Linked DNA regions of Homo sapiens: region 2 is linked to region 1. Evidence: read pairs that join two places in POLR2A ChIA-PET (ENCODE). Cell type or tissue: B cell. All regions are shown on one strand. Links, peaks and the distances in the headings refer to the core of each region. The heading gives the core; the rest is flanking DNA. Region 1 overlaps SMIM14 (small integral membrane protein 14). Region 2 overlaps UBE2K (ubiquitin conjugating enzyme E2 K).

Region 1 (10,531 bases), core at 3,227-5,726:
ACGGAGGCGCATGTTATCATGCTTGGCTTTTTTTTTTTTTAAGTAGAGACGGGGTCTCATTATGTTTCTCAGGCTAGTCTCGAACTCCCAGGCTCCAGCCATCTTCCTGCCTCAGCCTCCCAAAGTGCTGGGATTACACGAATGAGCCACCGCACTCGGCCTCATTTTCTTTCTTAATAATATGGAGAAATGATCACAACATAATGTTAAAAGTATATTTAAAAGGGCATAAAAATAAACATAGCAAATGCACTTTTTTGTTTTTTGTTTTTTGTTTTTTTGAGACGGAGTCTTGCACTGTTGCCCAGGCTGGAGTGCAGTGGCACGATCTCGGTTCACTGCAAGCTCCGCCTCCCGGGTTCACGCCATTCTCCTGCCTCAGCCTCCCGAGTAGCTGGGACTACAGGCACCCGCCATCGTGCCCAGCTAATTTTTGTATTTTTAGTAGAGACGGGGTTTCACTGTGTTAGCCAGGATGGTCTCGATCTCCTGACCTCATGATCCCCCCAACTTGGCCTCCCAAAGTGCTGGGATTACAGGCGTGAGCCACCGCGCCCGGCCACAAATGCATGTTTTATTTTATTTTTATTTATTTTTTGAGACGGAGTCTCGCTTTTTTGCCCAGGCTGGAGTGCAGTGGCACGGTCTCGGCTCACCGCAACCTCCACCTCCCGGATTCAAGTGATTCTCCTGCCCCAGCCTCCCAAGTAGCTGGGATTACAGGTGTGTGCCACCACACCCAGCTAATTTTTTTATTTTTAGTAGAGACAGGGTTTCAGCATGTTGGCCAGGCTCGTCTGAAACTCCTGACCTCAAGTGATCCGCCGCCTCTGCCTCCCCAAGTGTTGGGATTACAGGCATGAGTCACCACGCCTGGCCTGCAAATGTTCGTTTTTAAAGGCATAGGAAAACACATACAAATGAAAAGGCTGAAAGAAAACATAAAACTTTAACATCTGTTATCTCTGGGTGGCAGGATTTTACTTTTCACTTTGTACAGTTTTCAAATATCATATAATGGTTACATATTAACTTTTATAATCAGGAAAAAAATTTTTGGATGCAGCAGCTAAATCCAGGGAAGGTCACTCAGTTTCTTCAACAAATAAATGGCAAAAAATAAATAAATCTTAAGAGATGGCAGGGGAACGGTTACAGATTAAAACAAAATTAAGAGATACCAATCCTGATTCAAACCAACCTAGTAAAAGGACATTTATGAACTATCAGGAACTTTGAACACTGTTTAAATGACATTGTTACATACGTACAATGTCAACGATCACATCTAAAAAGAGTCTTTATCTCTTAGGAATCTCACTAAGTATTTTCAGTTAAAGTGATACAATACCTGGGGTCTAGTTTAAAATAAACCTGCCAAGGGGGGAGAGGTATGGATGAAACAAAACCACCATGAGTTTAACTGTTGAAGGCAAGTGATGGGTCCACAGAGATTCATTACACCATTCTACCTTTTAGTGCTAAAAATTTCAAATTATTAATACATAAAAGGTTTTTTAAAAATACATTTTTATAGAAAAACAAACAATTATCTCTTCCCCTCTCCCCGACTCCATGCAAACAGAGCTCTTCCTGAGAAGGCAGGGATAACATTGGCTAATTCAAGGTCAGAATATGAAAATTCTTTTATTGTGATTTTAAAGAATATGATTTATAATAAAATTACTTTTCACATAGCCAGCCAAATCTTCACAGTGATGAAGAACAATATCATAATTCTTTCCATGTTAAAAATAGGCCGGGCGCGGTGGCTCATGCCTGTAATCCCAGCACTTTGGGAGGCCAAGAAGGTTGGATCACCTGAGGCCAAGAGTTCAACACCAGCCTGGCCAACATGGTGAAACTCCATCTCTACTAAAAATACAAAAAAATTAGCCGGGTGTGGTGGTGCATGCCTGCAGTCTCTGCTACTTGGGAGGCTGAGGCAGGAGAATCACTTGAACCCAGGAGGCAGAGGTTGCAGTGAGCAGAGATTGCACCACTGCACTCCAGCTTGGGTGACAGAGCAAGACTCCATCTGAAAAAATGAAAAAATAAAAACCCTCAGCAAGAAGAAAATGCACAGTAACAATTTAGAATGTATGCAATTATTCATAACTGTTGTCTGGTCAGTAAAAAAGAAAGTTTAAAAAAATAGAACGTATGCAATTAGTTTTTACATAACAGAAAACAGAGATACTGGTCAATGAAATGGGAGGCCAGAGGAAGCATTCTATGCATTTTTATCTTAAAAAGCATCAATAAGTAGTTGGGATGACTTTTATCAGATTACCCAAAGTCTCAGTATAATGAGGTGTTCAAACCTACTCATACACAATACTTTTTACAAAATACTCAAAACTGGTTATTCTTTTAACACAAATGGCTCTCAAATATTACCACACCTAGTTTATGTTCTAATGTAGCTTTACTACTTTCACATCTTAACAAAAGCCCTTCTGATAAAAATCAAAGCAGGAAAATTTTCTGTTTTTAAAATGAGGAACATAGCCCCAGCTAAGGTAGTAATTTCACTATGATCGCACATCTAGTATATGACAGATCTTATACAGGAAGTCACATTGTAAAATCCTGAGCAGGACTCATTCCCCATCTGCCAGATATGACCAATCATGCTAGTTATGTTTCTTTCACCCTTACAAAGACAACTTTAGAGCAGTACAGAAATTAGATAACTATCAAATAACTTCCTATTAGTTTGGCCAGGCGCAGTGGCTCATGCCTGTCATTCCAGCATTTTGGGAGGCTGAGGCAGGCGGATCACCTGAGGTCAGGAGTTCAAGACCAGCCTGGCCAACATGGTGAAACCCCATCTCTACTAAAAATACAAAAATTAGCTGGGCGTGGTGGTGTGTCCCTGTAATCCCAGCTACTTGGGAGGCTGAGGCAGAAGAATTGCTTGAACCTAGGAGGCGGAGGTTGCATTGAGCTGAGATCACACTCCAGCCTGGACAACAGAGCAAGACACCATCTCGAAAAAAAAAAAAAAAAAACTTCCTATTCGTTCTTAGTAACGAAATACTTTTCTCTTAAACTACATTTGCTTCTCTGATGGGAAGTAGGCAAGAAAAGGATGCAGACTTGGCTGGGCATGGTGGCTCACACCTATAATCCCAGCACTTTGGAAGGCCGAGGCAGGCAGATCATGAGGTCAGGAGTTTGAGACCAGCCTGGCCAACAAGATGAAACCCCATCTCTACTAAAGATACAAAAAAAAAAGACAAAAGTTAGCTGGGTGTGGTGGTGCATGACTGTAATCCCAGCTACTCGGGAGGCTGAGGCAGGAGAACTGCTTGACCCTAGGAGGTGGAGGTTGCAGTGAGCTGAGATCATGCCATTGCACTCCAGTCTGGGCAACAGGGTGAGACATCATCTCAAAAAAAAAAAAAAAAGAAAGAAAGAAAAAGAAAAGGATGCAGACTCAAGTTCAAATTGGTCAATTAATGTTTGCTAAAAATTATTCTAAAGCTATACCTGGGAGAAGTTAAAGACATACAAAATTTAAATGTTGAAATAAACCCCATTACATGCCCTTGATGTCACAATTCTCTGTGATCTAAACTCACGCAGGATTAAAACTCCCTGAAACTCATCATTACAATTTTTTTTTTCTTTTTTGAGACGGAGTCTTGCTCTGTTGCCCAGGCTGGAGTGCAGTGGCGCAATCTAGACTCACTGCAACCTCCACCTCCCGGGTTCCAGTGATTCTCTGCCTTAATCTCTCGAGTAATTGGCACTACAGGCACGCGCCACCACATCCAACTAATTTTTGTACTTTTAGTAGAGACGGGGTTTCACCATGTTGGTCAGGCTGGTCTCAAACTCCTGACCTCTGGTGATCAGTCTCCCAAAGTGCTGGGATGACAGGCGTGAGCCACTGCACCCAGCCAATCCCTGAAATTCTTATAATTTTACAAGAAAGTGAAAGCTTAAAGACACCCTTTTCAGAGGGCATACTATTCAAAAGGAAGAGACTACAGCAGGCAAGAAAGGACAACAGAAGTTTATTTTCCACAGAATACAACAGGAATATACAGAAGCAACTACGTCAGCATGGCCAGAGGCCACTGTATAGATCAGGTATAGATTAGTGCAGGGGTCCCCAGCCTCCAGGCCATGGACTGGTACTGGTCTGTGGCCTGTTAGGAACCTGGCAGCACAGCAGAAGGAGGTGAGGTGCGGGCCAGCAAGCATTACCACCTGAGCATTACCACCTGAGCTCTGCCTTCTATCAGATCAGCGGTGGCATTAGATTCTCACTGGAGCGACTGCATGCGAGGGATCTAGGCTGCACGATCCTTATGAAAAAATAATGTCTGATGATCTGAGGTAGAATAGCTTCATCCCAAAACCATTCTCCCCACGCCCCCCACCCCTGCCCCAGCCCACTGAAAAAACTGTCTTCTATGAAAATGGTCCCTGGTGCAAAAAAGGTTGGGGACCACTGGATTAGAGTATACCAAGTCTTCATTTATTTATATTCAACAAATCACAACTTCACAAGTGGCACTATTACAACTTTGGAGATACAGCAGTTCTCGCCCACTCAATTAAGAATCACTTGAATTGGAAAGAGGAAAGAACTGAGGCTCTGAAAGCTTCAGTAATTTGCCCAGTCACACAGCACAGGAGGTGGGATTCAAACGCCCTGTCTTCTCTCACTTCTCCTTTCTTGAAAAGGATGTATCTAACAAATTCTCAGGGGACAAAGTAACCAGCAAGAGAGTTCAGAGGAGGATACAGAAGAAACAAAGGTAGCTTTTACCATCAAGAGCTTGCAATCAAGTTAACTGTTAATTTAAATTAAATAATTGCATACCAATAGATAATTAACAACTAAATAAATGTTACAAATTACCTTTGTGATCACTACTTTGGAGAAAGCTCAAAACTCAAGGAAAGGAGAACGCTTTTCTCCTTGACCTTCTATTCCATCACTACTAGGCTTAACTCTTCAAGGTCAGAGAGAATTTCCTCATCTCCTTAATGTTTCCATTTCTCTGCAACACATGATTCTGTTAAGATTCATCCCCCAGGTGGCCACCATTTTTCTAGAAATTCTCATTAAATGTGACCCTATTTTCTCAGGTGCCTTAGTCTATTGGGATGCTTAAACAAAATAACACAGACTGGGTAACTTACAAACAGAAATTTACTTCTCACGGTTCTGGAGGCTAGGAAGTCCAAGATCAAGGCACTGGTAGATTCAGTGTCTGCTGAGGACCCACTCTCTGGTTGGTAGATGGTGCCTTCTCACTGTGTCCTACTATGGTGGAAGAGGGCAAGCAGCTCTCTGAGCCCTCTTTTATAAGGGCACTACTCCTCATGATGATGGCTCCACCCTCATGACTTAATCACTACCCAAAGGCCCACCTCCTCCTAATACTATCACACTGGGGGTTAGGATTTCAAATATGAATTGTGGGGAACACAAGCATTCAGACCAAAGGACTGTCTTAAACATTACCTTCTCTTTCCTTGGCGACCCTTTTTTCTTTACCTCTATCTGACTCCTATTCTAGGATCACTTTAGACAACACTTGCCAAAACATCATGGGACAGCAGAAAGAACATCCTTAGACAAAAAACTTAAGGCAGTACTGAGAAATATTAATAGATAAATCACTTAGCCTTGTTGTGACTTCAGTTTATCTATAAAACAAGAGTGATAATTGAAACTATTCATTTTAAACAGTTGCGCAAAGATCAAGTGAGAATTTGTAACAGTACTTAATAAACTGAAAAAGTTTTAAAACTTGGGGTCAGTTGAAGACCAAAGTATCTTTAACCCTTAGCCCAAGTTCTCTGTATAGTGCTCTGGAGTGTGTGTGTTCCACTGGGGCCAAAGTTATCACTCATCTGCATAAAAGGGAAAGAAAAGAAAGAAGTCTTCTGTTCTTAATCTTGGTCTCTCACCTACTAATGTCCTGTCCTTTCCTGGCCGCAGTTTACTCTTGTACAATCCTAAGAATTCTCTCTGTGCCTGGTCAAGGTCCAGGGGTAAAACTGATCATAAAGAGTCAAACAAAGGAAAGCTTTTCAATTAAATCATCTTTGTTTGTATTCAATATCATAACCATAAGTTTCATAATTTGAAAACGTTTTCTAAAATTTCCACCCAAGAGGGCACATGTCATCAGGACCTCCTGTGTCATGGAGAGAAAATTTTTTAATCCTAAAAAAAAGGCTAGGCGTGGGGGCTCACGCCTATAATCCCAGCACTTTGCGGGGCCAAGGCAGGAGGACTACGAGGTCAGGAATTCAAGACCAGCCTGGCCAACATGGTGAAACGCCGCCTCGACTAAAAATACAAAAATTAGCCAGGTGTGGCGGCACATGCCTGTACACCCAGCTACTCTGGAGGCTGAGGCAGGAGAACTGCTTGAACCTGGGAGGCAGACGTTGCAGTGAGCCAACACCAAGCCATTGCACTCCAGCCAGGGCAACAGAGTGAGACTCCATCACAAAAAAAAAAAAAAGAAAAAAAATTCTACCCAAGAATATTTACTAGTCATATTCTAAATTTTAACATTTTAAAATCAGGAAAATGTGACCAGGCGCGGTGGCTCACGCCTGTAATCCCAGCACTTTGGGAGGCTGAGACGGGCAGATCACGAGGTCAGGAAATCAAGACCAGCCGGGCCAACATGGTGAAACCCCGTCTCTACTAAAAATATTTTTAAAAAAATTAGCCGGGCATAGTGGCACACGCGTAGTCCCAAGTCAGCAACTTGGGAGGCTGAGGCAGGAGAATCGCTTGAACCTGGTAGGAGGAGGTTGCAGTGAGACGAGATCACACTACTGCACTCCAGCCTGGGTGACAAGGCGAGACTCCGTCTCAAACAAACAAACAAACAAAAACTCAGGAAAATGTTTTTCTTTTTTTTTTTTTTTCTTTTTTCTTTTTTTGAGCCGGAGTCTCCCTCTGTCACCCAGGCTGGAGTGCAGCAGCACATTCTCAGCTCACTGCAACCTCCACCTCCTGGGTCCAAGTGATTCTCCTGCCTCACCCTCCCAAGTATCTGGGATTACAGGTGCGTGCCATCACACCCAGCTAGTTTTTATATGGTTAGTAGAGACGGAGTTTTGCCATGTTGGACAGGCTGGTCTCGAACTCCTTACTTCAGATGATCCACCTGCCTCAGCCTCTCAAAGTGCTGGGATTACAGGCGTGAGCCACTGTGCCCGACCAGGAAAATGTTTTCCATAAATCAGAAACAGAAAAATTTAACAGAAAATATAAAAATTCCAGGCCAGGCCTGTAATCCCAGCACTTTGGGAGGCCAAGCTGGGTGGATCACCTGAGGTCAGGAGTTCGAGACCAGCCCGGCTAACATGGTGGAAACCCATATCTACTAAAAATACAAAAATCAGCTGGGCGTGGTAGTGCACATCTGTAATCCCAGCTACTTGGGAGGCTGAGGCAGGAGAATCGCTTGAACCCAGGAAGCAGAGGTTGCAGCAAGCCGAGATCGTGCCACTGCACTCCAGCCTGGGTGACAAAGCAAGACTCTGTCTCAAAAAAAAAAAAAAAAAAGATACATATATATATATATTCCATACTATGTTGATCCCACATAATAGTGCATACAAGTAACTTATAAATGATTTTTTTTTTTTTTGGAGACAGGGTCTCTATTGCCCAGGCTGTAGTGCAGTGGTGTAATCATGGCTCACTGCATCCTTGACCTCCTGAGCTCAAGCCATCTTCCCACCTCAACCCCCCAAGCAGCTAGGACTACAGGTGTGTGCCACCACAATGGCTTCGCTTATAAATGTTAAGCAAGCAGTAGGTTTTTGTTTTGAGATAGGGTCTCTGTTGCCCAGGCTGGAGTGCAGTGGCGTGATCACAGCTCCCTGCAGCCTCAGCCTCCCCAGCTCAAGCAATCCTCCCACCTCAGGCTCCGGAGCAGCTGAGCCCACAGGTGCATGCCATCACACTCAGCCAATTTTTTTACTTTTTTGTAGAGAGAGGGGGTCTCGATGTGTTGCCCAGGTAGGTCTTGAACTCCTGGGCTCAGGTGATCTCCCCACCTCAGCCTTCCAAATTGCTGGGATTACAGGCATGAGCCACCATACCTGGCCAGAAAGCAGTTTTTAACAGCTGTATTACAAAATACTGGTGTGTTCTAAACTTGAGAGGTATATTACAAGCAATGGTACCAGTTTGTTAAAGATGAATGTTATCTAAATAAATTACAACAGAATCAAGACTTTTCCTTAATATTTCATTCACATGCTTGTCTATATGATTTCTCTGAGCAGAAAGAAGCAGAGTGCTGAGCGCAGTGGCTCACACCTGTAAAACCAATTCTGACAGGCTGAGGCAGAAGAATTGCTTGAGCCTAGGAGTTTGAGACCAGCCTGCCAAGGTGGTGAAACCGTCTCTACAAAAAACTTTAATAATTAGCCAGGCATGCTAGCATGTGCCTTCTTATGTAGTAGTCCCAGCTACTCAGAAGGCTGAGAAGGGAGGATAACTTGAGCCCAGGAGTTCAAGGCTACCGTGAGCTATGATCACACCACTGCACTCCAACCTGTGTGACAGAGACCCTGTTTCTAATTAAAATAAAAATGAAAGAAGCGGACTATGGCTACTGCTCTCCAAACTAAGTAACTCACAGCCTCTTTCTTCCATATCATAGCTGAGATGACATGTGCACAAAGATGCGCATAAACATCATTAGTCATACTGGGAAAAATGCTTAGAACTACTGTGATAAAGAAAGCAATTATTGGGCCAGGCGCGGTGGCTCACACCTGTAATCCCAGCACTTTGGGAAGCCAAGGCAGGCGAATCACCTGAGGCCTGGAGCTCAAGACCAGCCTGGCCAATATGGTGAAACCCCATCTCTACTAAAAATACAAAAATTAGCTGAGCATGGTGGTGGGTGCCTGTAGTCCCAGCTACTTGGGAGGCTGAGGCAGGAGAATTGCTTGAACCCAGGAGGTGGAGGTTGCAGTGAGCCGAGACTATGCTCTGTGCCACTGCACTCCAGCATGGGCAACAAGAGCAAAACCCTGTCAAAAAAAAAAAAAAAGAAAGAAGGAAAGAAAGAAAAGCAAGCAAGCAAGCAAGGATTAACAAATAAAATAAACAAACAGATTTTAAAAGTCTGTTCAAAATTTCAAGCAAGTCAGTTTCTTCTACATTACCTTTCCCAAGAGTAACAAAGCAGCAAAATATATATTGTATAAAAAGCAAACTTGTTTTTGCCAGGGCATGGTAGCTGTAATCCCAGGACTTTGGGAGGCTGAGGTGGGCAGATCACTTGAGGTCAGGAGTTCGACACCAGCCTGGCCAACAGAGTGAAACCCCGTCCCTATTAAAAATACAAAAATTAGCCGGGCATGGTGGCAGGTGCCTGTAATCCCAACTACTCAGGAAGTTGAGGCACAAGAATCGCTTGAACTCGGGAGGTGGAGGTTGCAGTGAGCTGAGATCGTGCCACTGCACTCTAGCCCGGGTGACAGAGTGAGACTCCATCTCAAAAAAAAAAAAAAAGAGCAAACTTGTTTTTAAAAACTATGTTGTGGCCGGGTGCAGTGGCTCATGCCTATAATCCCAGCACTTTGGGAGGCCAAGGCGGGCGGATCACGAGGTCAGGAGATCGAGACCATCCTGGCTAACATGGTGAAACTCCGTCTCTACTAAAAATACAAAAAAATTAGCCGGGCATGGTGGCAGGTACCTGTAGTCCCAGCTACTCGGGAGGCTGAGGCAGGAGAATGGCATGAACCCGGGAAGCGGAGCTTGCAGTGAGCCGACATTGCGCCACTGCACTCTAGCCTGGGCCACAGAGCGAGACTCCGTCTCAAAAAAAAAAAAAAATAAATATGTTAAAAGATAAAAGATGATAGCAGCCAGAACACTGACTTCTAAGTCTGGTGCATATACCAGGAAGATGCTTACTGCATCCCTAATTCAATTTGAAATACTTTTATTAGCTATTAAATTTTGAAAGCTCTGCACTTGTAATACTTGTCAATGAGTGCAGTCAGGCATAAACCAGCTTCATTCTGTCATTCTGTATTTTTACAAAGCTGAGACACATCTGTGCTTTGGCCTAAATTTAAAAAAAAAAAAAGGAAATGAAAATTCAATATGAAAATAAGCAATAAGAAGGTAACTTTCTCCAAAACAAAAGAACAGAGGTCGTAAATGTTATCAAATACATATGTAAGCCCTACTATACACCTAAAAATTGGTTTAGTTTAGAAAAATGTACTTTTCCAAAGAGTTAATTCTTTAAAAATAAAATATGCATTTATAATTTAAAATTTAAATACCAAAAGTTAAAAAAAAATGGAAAAATGCAGGTACTTTCCTCTCCTCAGAGATAGCTTCTATTAAAAATCTTCACGTCAGCTGGGCACGGTGACTCATGCCTGTAATCCCAGCACTTTGGGAGGCCAAGGCAGGCGGTCAAGAGATCAAGACCATCCTGGTCAACATGGTGAAACCCCGTCTCTACTAAAAATACAAAAATTAGCTGGGCATGGTGGCACG
Region 2 (10,531 bases), core at 5,082-7,581, 100 kb after region 1:
CAGATTTTCTTACTGTTATTGATGCTTGGTCACTTGTTTAATCATTTGATTAAGGTGGGAACTACAAGATTTCTTTGTAAAGGTACATTTTATGCTCTTTGCAATTAGCAAGTAAAGGATGGATTACTTCTTTGGCATCCTGGAAATAATCTTATTCCCAAAATCCTTTTACCAGGTGCACTCACACACACCCCCACTCTCACTCATGCTGGTACAGTTTAACCATGCCAGTTAATCTAGCATGTTTATCTTTGGAATTTGGGAAGAAACCTGAGTACCCGGAGAAAACCCACAAAGACGTGGGGAGAACATGGCAAGCTCCACATAAGACAGCAGCCCGTGTGGGATTTTTTTTTCCTCATAAATGTTATAAGGAAATGATGTTATCCAAGGACCTGCTGTATTCTCTTTTTCTCTCTTTTTTTTTTTTTTGAGATGGAGTCTCCCTCTGTCACCTAAGCTGGAGTGCAGTGGCATGATCTCGGCTCACTGCAACCTTCGCCTCCCAGGTTCAAGTGATTCTCCTGCCTCAGCCCCCCAAGTATCTGGGATTACAGGCGCGCACCACCACACCCGGCTAATTTAGTAGAGATGGAATTTCACCATGTTGGCCAGGCTGGTCTCAAACTCCTGACCTCAGGTGATCCACTCACCTCTCTTTTTTCTTTAATTTTTTTTTTTTGAGACAGTGTCTCACTGTCACCCAGACTGGAGTGCAGTGGTACAACTTCAGCTCACTGCACCCCCTGCCTTCCAGACTCCAGGAATCCTCCCACCTCAGCCTCCTGAGTAGCTGGGACTACAGGTATATGCCACCACACCTAGATAATTTTTTTTTTTTTTAAGTAGAGACAGGATTTCACTATATTGCCCAGGCTGGTCTCGAACTAAGCTCAAGCAATCCACCTGCCTCGACCTCCCAAAGTGCTGAGATTACATGCATGAGCCATGAGCCATTGTACCCAGCCCTGCTGTCTTCTCTTTTTTTTTTTTTTTTTTTTCCTTCAGACTGAGTCTCGCCCTGTTGCCCGGGCTGGAGTGCAGTGGCACGATCTCTGCTCACTGCAAGCTCTGCCTCCCAGGTTCATGCCATTCTGCTGCCTCAGCCTCCCGAGTAGCTGGGACTACAGGCATCCACCACCACGCCCTGCTAATTTTTTGTATTTTTAGTAGAAACAGTGTTTCACTGTGTTAGCCAGGGTGGTCTCAATCTCCTGACCTCCTGATCCGCCTGCCTCGGCCTCCGAAAGTGCTAGGATTACAGGCGTGAGCCACTGCACGTGGCCTGTCTGCTCTTAAAGAGATTAATAAATTAGAGGGAAAACTCAGAATGTCTTTGTAATTTAAATTTTTGTTAAGGGAAAATAATAACATTTAAAATAATTGTTTCTCTGTGTTAATAATGGGTACTGTACAATTAATTTCCTTTTTTAAAAAATATATTTTTTGAGACAGAGTTTCTCTCTTGTTGCGCAGGGTGGAGTGCAATGGCACAATCGCGGCTTATTGCTACCTCTGCCTCCGGGGTTCAAGCGATTCTCCTGCCTCAGCCTCCCAGGTAGCTGGGACTACAGGCACACACCACCACACCCATCTGGTTTTTTTGTATTTAGTAGAGATGGGATTTCACCATGTTGGTCAGGCTGGTCTCGAACTCCTGACCTTAGGTGATCCACCCGCCTCAGCCTCCCAAAGTACTGGGATTACAGGCATGAGCCACCATGCCCAGTCCTTTTTTAATTTTTTTTTTTTTTTTAATTGTTGTCACCAGGCTGGAGTACGGTGGCACAATCATGGCTTACTACAACCTGGAACTCCTGGGCTCAAGTGATCCTCCAACCTCAGCCTCCCAAGTAGCTGAGACTATAGGCACGCACCACCACACCTGGCTAATTTTTGTGGTATTTTTGTAGAGGTGGGGTTTTGCTGTGTTGACTAGGCTAGTCTCAAACTCCTGGGTGAATCCTCCTGCCTTGGCTTCCCAAAGTGCTGGGATTACAGGTATTAGCCACTGCACCCAGCCCAAACTGTATTTTTTTGTCTTCTAGTACACCTTGTAATTTTTTATTGAAAGCTGGGCATGGGCCGGGCATGGTGGCTCATGCCTGTAATCCTAGCACTTTGGGAGGCTGAGGCAGGTGGATTGCCTGAGTTCAGGAGTTCAAAATCAGCCTGGGCAACATGGTAAAACCCCGTCTCTGCAAAAAAAAAAAAAAAAAAAAAAAAAAATACAAAAATTAGCTAGGCATGGTAAGTGCATGCCTGTAGGCCCAGCTACTTGGGGGGGCTGAGGCAGGAGGATCACTTTAGCCCCGGAGGCAAAAGTTGCAATGAGCTGAGATGGCGCCACTGCCCTTCAGCCTGGGGGACAGAGTGAGACCCTGTTTCAAAAAAAAAAAAAAATGCTGGGCATGTTTTACTAGGTAAAAGTAACTGAGATACATAAGCCTTTAGTGTGAGGCATTACGTTTATCTGACTTAGGATTGGGCTGTGTTTTGTATTAACATTTTTTGTAGCTGTAGGTGTGAGAACTAATATTTCCTCCAGTGTTCTTATTTTTGTTTACTTTGTTGTCTTGGGGTTCCTTAGAGACTTCTTAAATAAGATCTGAGACATGCAGTTATATATTTTTCTTTTTTAGTTTTTTAATTCCTTGCAAGTATTGCACAAATGCAGTTCTTTGAGTAACGTCCTGTTGTTATACAAAAGCCTTCGTGGCCAGGCATGGTGGCTGACAATTGTAATCCCAGCACTTTGGGAGTCCAAGGCAGACAGATTGCTTTAGCCCAAGAATTTGAGATTTGTAGACAAATGGAGACATGGCGAACCGTCTCTACAGAAAATACAAATATTAACCAGGCATGGTGTCATGCACCTGTACTCACAGCTACTCAGGAGGCTGAGGTAGGATCATCTGAACCCGGGAGGCAGTTTGCAGTGAGCCATGATCATGCCACTGCACTCCAGCCTGGGTGACAGAGCAAGACCCTGTCTCAAAAAAAAAAAAAAAAAAAAAAAAAAAAACACCTCTTGATAGTAAGGTTTCAGTATTCTGTTGTAGTCTTTTAGTGAATCTGTGTACCTGGGCTGTGATATTCACAGTTGCTTCTCAGTTCACACTTCCTCCTTAGTTGAGATTGGAAGGCTGGGATTGGGTTTTTCACTTCCCTTGGGTCAGTTAGCTCTGATAAAACTCCAGTTGGTTAACCTCTGGTGAAATCTTTTCTCTTGAAGGCAGGCCTTTTTAAAAAGAACAGATTACTTTGGAATTACTTCAGAATGGCTACTTTCCCCCTTCCCCCTGCCAGAAGCATGCAGGGAATTTTCTTCCATCCTCACTGTGAGAACCTCCTGCGTTCAAGTGACCCTCCTGCTTCAGCCTCCTGAGTATCTGGGACTACAGGTGCACACCACCATACCTGGCTAATTTTTGTATTTTTAGTAGAGAGCAGGTTTTGCCATGTTGCCCAGGTTGGTCTTGAACTCCTGGGCTCAAGCAGTCTGTCCACCTTGGCCTTCCAAAGTGTTGGGATTACAGGCATGTACCACCACACTTGGCCTTTTTTTTTAAAATAGTATTGTAAATATTTGGGTTTTTAAAATAAAACATTTATTCTCAGAGTTGTGGAGGCTAGAAGTTGGAAATCAAGGTGTCAGCAGGGTCAGATTGCCTCTGAAACCTCTGGGGAATCCTTCCTTGCCTCTTCCTAGTTTCTGTTGGTTTGCCAGCGTTTTTGGTGTTCCTTGGCTTGTAGATGCATCACCCCAATAATCTGTCTTTATGTGGCATCCTCCCTATATGTCTGTCTTAACATGTTGACCAGGCTGGTCTCGAACTCCTGACCTCAGGTGTTCTACCTGCCTTGGCCTCCCAAAGTGCTGGGATTACAGGCGTGAGCCATCGTGCCTGGCCTGTTTTTACTTTTTAACTTTCTGCTAAAATTTTTAAACTTGTACTGAAGTTGAGAAAATAGCATAATAGATATCATCACCCAGTTGCTTTTTCTTTTTCTTTTTTGTAGAGACGGAGATCTCACTTTGCTGCCCAGGCTGGTCTTGAACTCCTGGGCTTAAACAATCCTCCTGCCTCAGTCTCCCAAAGTGCTGGGATTACAGGTGTGAGCCACCACTCCTCCTGGCCTCCACTTTCGGTAGTTATGAACATGTGGCTAGTTTGTCTGTCAGATTCCCACTCCCTTCTAGATTATTTTGCTGTTTGTTTGTTTGTTGTTTGAGATGGAGTCTCACTGTCTCCCAGGCTGGAGTGCAATGGTGCGATCTCGGCTTACTGCAACCTCTGCCTCCTGGGCTCAGACGATTCTCCTCCCTCAGCCTCCTGAGTAGCTGGGACTACAGGCGTGCACCACCACACCTGGCTAATTTTTTGTGTTTTTAGTAGAGACAGGGTTTCACCATGTTGGTTAGGCTGGTCTCAAACTCTTGACCTCAGGTGATCTACCCACCTCAGCCTCCCAAAGTGTTAGGATTACCAGCGTGAGCCAATGTACCTGTCCCCTTCTAGATTATTTTGAAACAAATCTTCTGAGTTATTTTGCAGCAAACCCCAGAATTCTGTCATTGTACAGTGAATAATTCATTGTGGATCTTTAACATACAAGGACATTTTTATGAAACCAAATCAATTGTCTTATTATGTCCAACAAAAGAAACACTAATTTTTGAATATGTAATGACACAGTACATGCTCAGGTTTCCTTGACTTCTGACTTACCTTTTTACAGTTACATTATTCTTCTTAATGGTTGTAATCATTTAGTTTACTTTCTAGTCCTTTTATGTCACAAGCAGTCTTAGAGTACAAATGTTATATCACATACAGAGGATTGTATTGTGTAGGAAAAACATGGACAACAAAGACTGAATTGAAAAGGTGATACTGGAGAGTAGGACTTGATGTGAAGAAGTTTGAGGAGTAGCTTTGACTGTTTTTCTTTTCTCTTTAATAATCTTAAAGGTTTCTTATGGGGGGAGCGCTGAGACAGGATACACCACAGTCACCCAGGCAGGAGTGCCAGTGGTAAGATCACGGCTCTCTGCAGCCTGGGATTCCTGGGCTCAGGTGATTTTCCCACTTCAGCCTCCCGCATTGCTGGGACTATGGCCATGCACCACCACACCCACACCTACCTAATTTTTTTGTAGAGACAGGGTTTCACCATGTTGTCTGGACTGATCTTTTTTTTTTTTTTCCATAAGGATAGAGATGGGCTGGTCTTGAACTCCTGGGTTCAAATGATCAGCCCATCTCCACCACCCAAAGAGCTGGGATTACAGGTGTGAGCCACTGTGCCTGGCCTAATCTTAGGATTGAAGTATATAAATTCTAAAAGTTGAGTAAGTGTATAATAAAAACTGAGTGATAAAGTATTGTGTCATGGTGTAAATGGCAGTGTTTTTTTCTTACTGGCATACATTGAGATGTCCTCTAACTGAAATCTTAGAAGTGAGCCGGGTGCAGTGGCTCACGCCTGTAATCCCAGCACTTTGGGAGGCTGAGGCAGGCAGATCATAAGGTCAGGAGTTCGAGACCAGCCTGGCCAATGTGGTGAAACCCTGTGTCTACTAAAAAATATGTAAGAAATTAGCCAGGCGTGGTGCTGTGCGCCTGTAGTCCCAGCTACTCAGGAGGTTGAGACAGAAGAATCGCTTCAACCCGGGTGGTGGAGGTTGCAGTGAGCCGAGATTGCCCCACTGCATTTCAGCCTGGGCGACAGAGCAAGACACCATCTCAAAAAAAAAAATAAGTAAAAGAAAAGCTCTGTCTTGACTCTTGAATCAGTTTTAAAACCTGGCTTCACTGATTATTAGCTTTGTGACTTTGTTGCCTCAGCTTCCTTATTGGTAAGCACGTAAGTTTGTTTTAAGATTGAGTTATTACATGTACATCAGTTAAAATATTGCCTGTAAATTATATATAGATATTGAGCTGGGAGTGGTGGTTTACGCCTCTAATCCCAACAGTTTGGGAGACTGAGGCGGGAGAATTGCCTTAGCTCAGAGGTTTGAGGCAGCGGTGAGCTATGATTGTACCACTGTACCTCCTGTCTGGATGATAAAGCGATGTATTAGGTATTATTGTTGATCGTTCAGCAACATTACCCACTGTTTCCTTGAAATATTATTCCTGTAGTGTCAGTGATATCAGACTATCCAAATATCTTTTTCTTCCTTTCTTCTTTCCTTTCTTTCCTTTTCCCTTTCCCTCCCCTTCCTCCTGCCTTTCCTTTTTTCCTTTTTTCTTTTTTTTCTTTTGAGACAGAGTCTCGCTCTGTCCCCCAGGTGGGGAGTGCAGTTGTGCGATCTCGGCTCACTGCAAGCTCCGCCTCCTGGGTTCACGCCATTCTCCTGCCTCAGCCTCCGGAGTAGCTGGGACTATAGGCGCCCGCCACCACGCCCGGCTAGTAGGTTTTTTTTGTTTTTTTTGTTTTTTTTTTTTTGTATTTTTAGTAGAGACGGGGTTTCACTGTGTTAGCCAGGATGGTCTCCATCTTTTGACCTCGTGATCCACCCGCCTCGGCCTCCCAAAGTGCTGGGATTACAGGCGTGAGCCACCGCGCACAGCCCCCCACCTTTTTTTTTTTTTTTTAAGGAGTCTTACTTTGTCGCCCAAGCTGGAGTACTGTGCTTCTGTCTCGGCTTACTGCTCCCTCCGTGTCTTGGATTCAAGCAGTTCTCCTGCCTCAGCCTCCAGAGTAGCTGGGATTACAGGCACGCACCACCATGCCCCCAGCTAATTTTTGTATTTTTAGTAGAGGCGGGGTTTCACCATGTTGGCCAGGCTAGTCTCGAACTCTTGACCTTAGATGATCCGCCCACCTTGACCTCTCAAAGTGTTGGTATTACAGGCGTGAGCCATGGCGCCCGGTCTTTCCTATCTTTCTGACTGTATCTTCAGATCACTCCTGAACCCGAGACCTGAATTTTTCATTTACCTACTTGGTTCTTTGGATTTTCACAGATACCTTGTATCCAACATGTCTCAAACTGATTTTTCCCCTCTCCCTCAAACCCTGACTTCTCAATTCTTTGTTTCCTTATCTTTATTATACTGTCATCCACCCAGCAAAAAATCCCCTCTTCTAAGATCATAGCTTTTAGTTAGTAACTAAGTCCTTTAGATTTTACTTCCTGTCTGCCTTAATTCATCTTCTTTTCATTGCACTGGACTTTATTGGCATCTCTCACTGGTTTCCTAAGTATTCTCTCTAATCCCCCTCCAGCCATTTCCCCCTACTCCAGCCAGGTGATCTCTAAGAGACCCAGATCTGATTGTTACAACACTTCAAATTTTTATTATTCTTCATGACCCTGAATAATCTGGCTTTTGACTGCTTCTCCTGCCTCATTTCATCATTTTCATTCTTTGTATTGTAGTCACATTGGCGGCATTTCAATTCCTAAACCTGTCAAGTCCTCGTTTGCCTCCATTTTGCACAGCGTGTACGCTCTGCCTTAAGTGCTGGCTTTTCCTAAAGTTAAGTCTTTTAAAACTAATTTCCTCAAGGAAGCTTCCTCTTACTTTCTAGATTTTCTGTCTGCTAAATGTTCTTCATAGTATCCTGTACTTCATTTAAAAATTATATAATTAGTTCTTCAGTACCTTAGAATGAAATAACTATTGATACAGGTTAGAGAAAATTTCTAGTTGATCATTATACTACCAATATCTGTTATAATGCCTTGCAAATAGCAAGTACTTAGTAAATATTCATGGAATTGATAAATTCAGACTTGAATTACTCTTCATTGTAGATTGAGTAAAGTTTGACAGAAGTCCAGAACTTAACTTTTTTTTTTAAGAGATGGAGTCTCACTCTGTCACACAGGCTGGTGTGTAGTGGCACAGTCATAGCTTACTGCACCCTTGACCTCTTGGGCTCAAGTGATTCTCCCACTTCAACTTCCTGAATAGCTGGGATTACAGACACACGTTTTTTGTTTTTTTTGTTTTTTTTCCACGCTGTAGAGATGGGAGTTTCACTATATGGCCCAGGCGGGTCTTAAGCTCCTGGGCTCAAGTGATCCTCCCTCCTTTGCCCCACAAAGTGTTGGGATTACAGGTGTGATTTAAAAAATGCTAGCTGCAGCCTGGTGTGGTGGCTTAGCCTGTAATCCCAGCACTTTGGGAGGCTGAGGCTGGTAGATCTTGAGGTCAGGAGTTCAAGACCAGCCTGGCCAACATGGTGAAACCCCATCTCTACCAAAAATTCAGCAATTAGCCGGGCATGGTGGTGGGCGCCTATAATTGCAGCTACTCAGGAGGCTAAGGCAGAAGGATCGCTTGAACCCCCAAGAGGTGGAGTTTGCAGTGAGCTGAGATTGCGCCACTGCACTCCAGCCTGGGCAACAGAGTGAGACTCCGTCTCAAAAAATAATAATAATAATAATTGCTAGCTGCTATAGCTTCTTTTTTTTTTTTTTTTTTTGAGACAGAGTCTCACTCTGTTGTCCGGTGGAGTGCAGTGGCGTGATCTCTGCTCACTGCAACCTCCGCCTCTCGGGTTCAAGCAGTTCTCCTGCCTTAGAATTTCAAGTAGCTGGGATTTACAGGAGTGTGCCACTATGTCCAGTCTCTTGTACTATTTTTATCTTTTATTTTCAAGACAGAGTCTTGCTTTGTCGCCCAGGCTAGAGTGCAGTGGCACGATCTCAACTCACTGCAACCTCTGCCTCCCGGGTTCAAGCGATTCTCCTGCCTCAGCTGGTCTCGAACTCCTGACGTCAGGTGATCCGCCTGCCTCAGCCTCCCAAAGTGCTGGGATTACAGGCATGAGCCACGGCGCCCGGCCATCTTGTACTCTTTTCAATGTGGATATCAGAAAATTTTAAATTTACATAGTGGCTTACATTATATTGTATTGGATACTGCTCGTCTAGAACTTGTTTTTAGTAAGGATCATACATGTGTCTCCATGGCCTCAGTTTTTCATTATTCTCCCAATCCCTTTGTTTTCATGTCACTTCTGCTTTGGGACTGTTATGTGCCATAAGCTTCAGAAAACACGGTGGCTCACACCTGTAATCCCAGCACTTTGGGAAGCCGAGGCAGGTGGATCACCAGAGGTCAGGAGTTTGAGACCACCCTGGCCAACATGATGAAACCTTGTCTCTAGTACAAATACAAAAAAATTAGCCAGGCGTGGTGGCGGGCGCCTGTAATCCCAGCTACTTGGGAGGCTGAGGCAGGAGAATTCCTTGAACCCAGGAGTCAGAGGTTGCAGTGAGCTGGGCAACACAGCAAGACTCCATCTCAAAAAAATAAAAAAAAAATTTAACTGCCTAGAAGGTAGAAATCGAGTGTATTTCTTAGGCCTTTGAATAATAGGGGAAAGATAAGTCATTTATATTAAATTATGAGAAAATAATGGCAACTGTTAAGCTTTTAAAGTATTATTTCCAACTAAATTAGGAAGAACTAAATTTCACTTTTACATATGCATGACAATGATGAGCAGGGCTCCTAAAACAGTTGTGGCTTGACTAGGAAACAAATAATAATTTTTTTATATCAATAAGAATTACTTGTAACTTTAGGGGGCATTTAGAATTATATTTGTCTTATTTGAGATTTGGATTTAAATTTTATTTTAGAGCATTTTTTAAAAAATAAATAGAAGTGAGGCTAATATTGTTAATTATTCTCTTTAAAAAATACAGTATTTGCTTTGGGTTAAAATTTTCTGCCCCAACATCATTATCAAGAGTCAGCATATTACAATGATAAATTTAGCATTTACTGTGTGGCAGGCATTGTTCTATATACTTTATTCGTTAAATTCACCAGCGAACCCTATGAGGAACTATCTTATCCTTAGTTGACAGAGGATGAAACTGGAGTACAAAGTAGTTAATTAACTTGTTCATAGCTAGTAAGTTTTAAAAAGGTTAAACAACAATATACTTTGTATTTAGTCCTTAAATGATAAAATCTTCCAGTGTTTAGTTTTTCCCACTAGAATGTAAGCTCCAAGTGGGCAGGGACTTAGGTTTTGTTCACTAACATTTGAGATAGCATATACTAGAACCTAGTCATTATTTGAAAGAATTTTTACAGTGATGATGGTAACAATGACAATATCATTTCACTGAGAGATGGCCTTGGAAATACATTAGAACCGCTTTGAGTTCTTCACTGTTGGTTGTTGACAATAATGTTTTTTTTATCTCATTCAAATTAGCTTCAACGTTATGTGCTATTTTGCATGCTTCATGTATATCTTAATAAAATAGTTGATTTGAAAATTGCTAACTTCTATAGCTTCTTCCCTCTTTTTTTTTTTTTTTTTTTTGGTGACAGAGTCTTGCTTCGTAGCCCAGGCTGGAGTGCAGTGGTGTGATCTTGGTTCACTGCAACCTCTGCCTCCCGGGTTCAAGCAATTCTCATGCCTCAGCCTCCTGAGTAGCTGGGATTACAGACATGTGCTACCATGCCCAGTTAATTTTTGTATTTGTAGTAGAGACAGGGTTTTGCCATATGGGCCAGGCTGGTCTCAAGTTTCTTGCCTCAAA

What was found. Peaks named below come from ENCODE experiments on the same cell type or tissue, not always from the same donor. Only the 100,000 strongest peaks of a DNase experiment are listed, where the experiment ranks them.
Region 2: POLR2A ChIA-PET joins it to region 1 with 5 read pairs; 8 of 35 experiments call an interaction of 5 or more read pairs at or near these places.

The regions. Positions count from the first base shown.
Region 1 is chr4:39,621,821-39,632,351 of GRCh38, forward strand. The region is part of intron 1 of SMIM14 (small integral membrane protein 14); the gene reads right to left. Among named protein-coding and RNA genes, the nearest start is that of SMIM14, 12 kb to the right of the region's middle. RefSeq lists an enhancer at 3,974-4,053. In B cell, for the core only: no CTCF peak of the experiment used is centred there; DNase peaks (open chromatin) are centred at 4,071, 4,671 and 5,401; H3K4me3 peaks cover 2,306 bases; H3K27ac peaks cover 2,500 bases.
Region 2 is chr4:39,722,382-39,732,912 of GRCh38, forward strand. All of the region lies in intron 1 of UBE2K (ubiquitin conjugating enzyme E2 K), which reads left to right. Among named protein-coding and RNA genes, the nearest start is that of UBE2K, 30 kb to the left of the region's middle. In B cell, for the core only: no CTCF peak of the experiment used is centred there; no DNase peak of the experiment used is centred there; H3K27ac peaks cover 1,261 bases.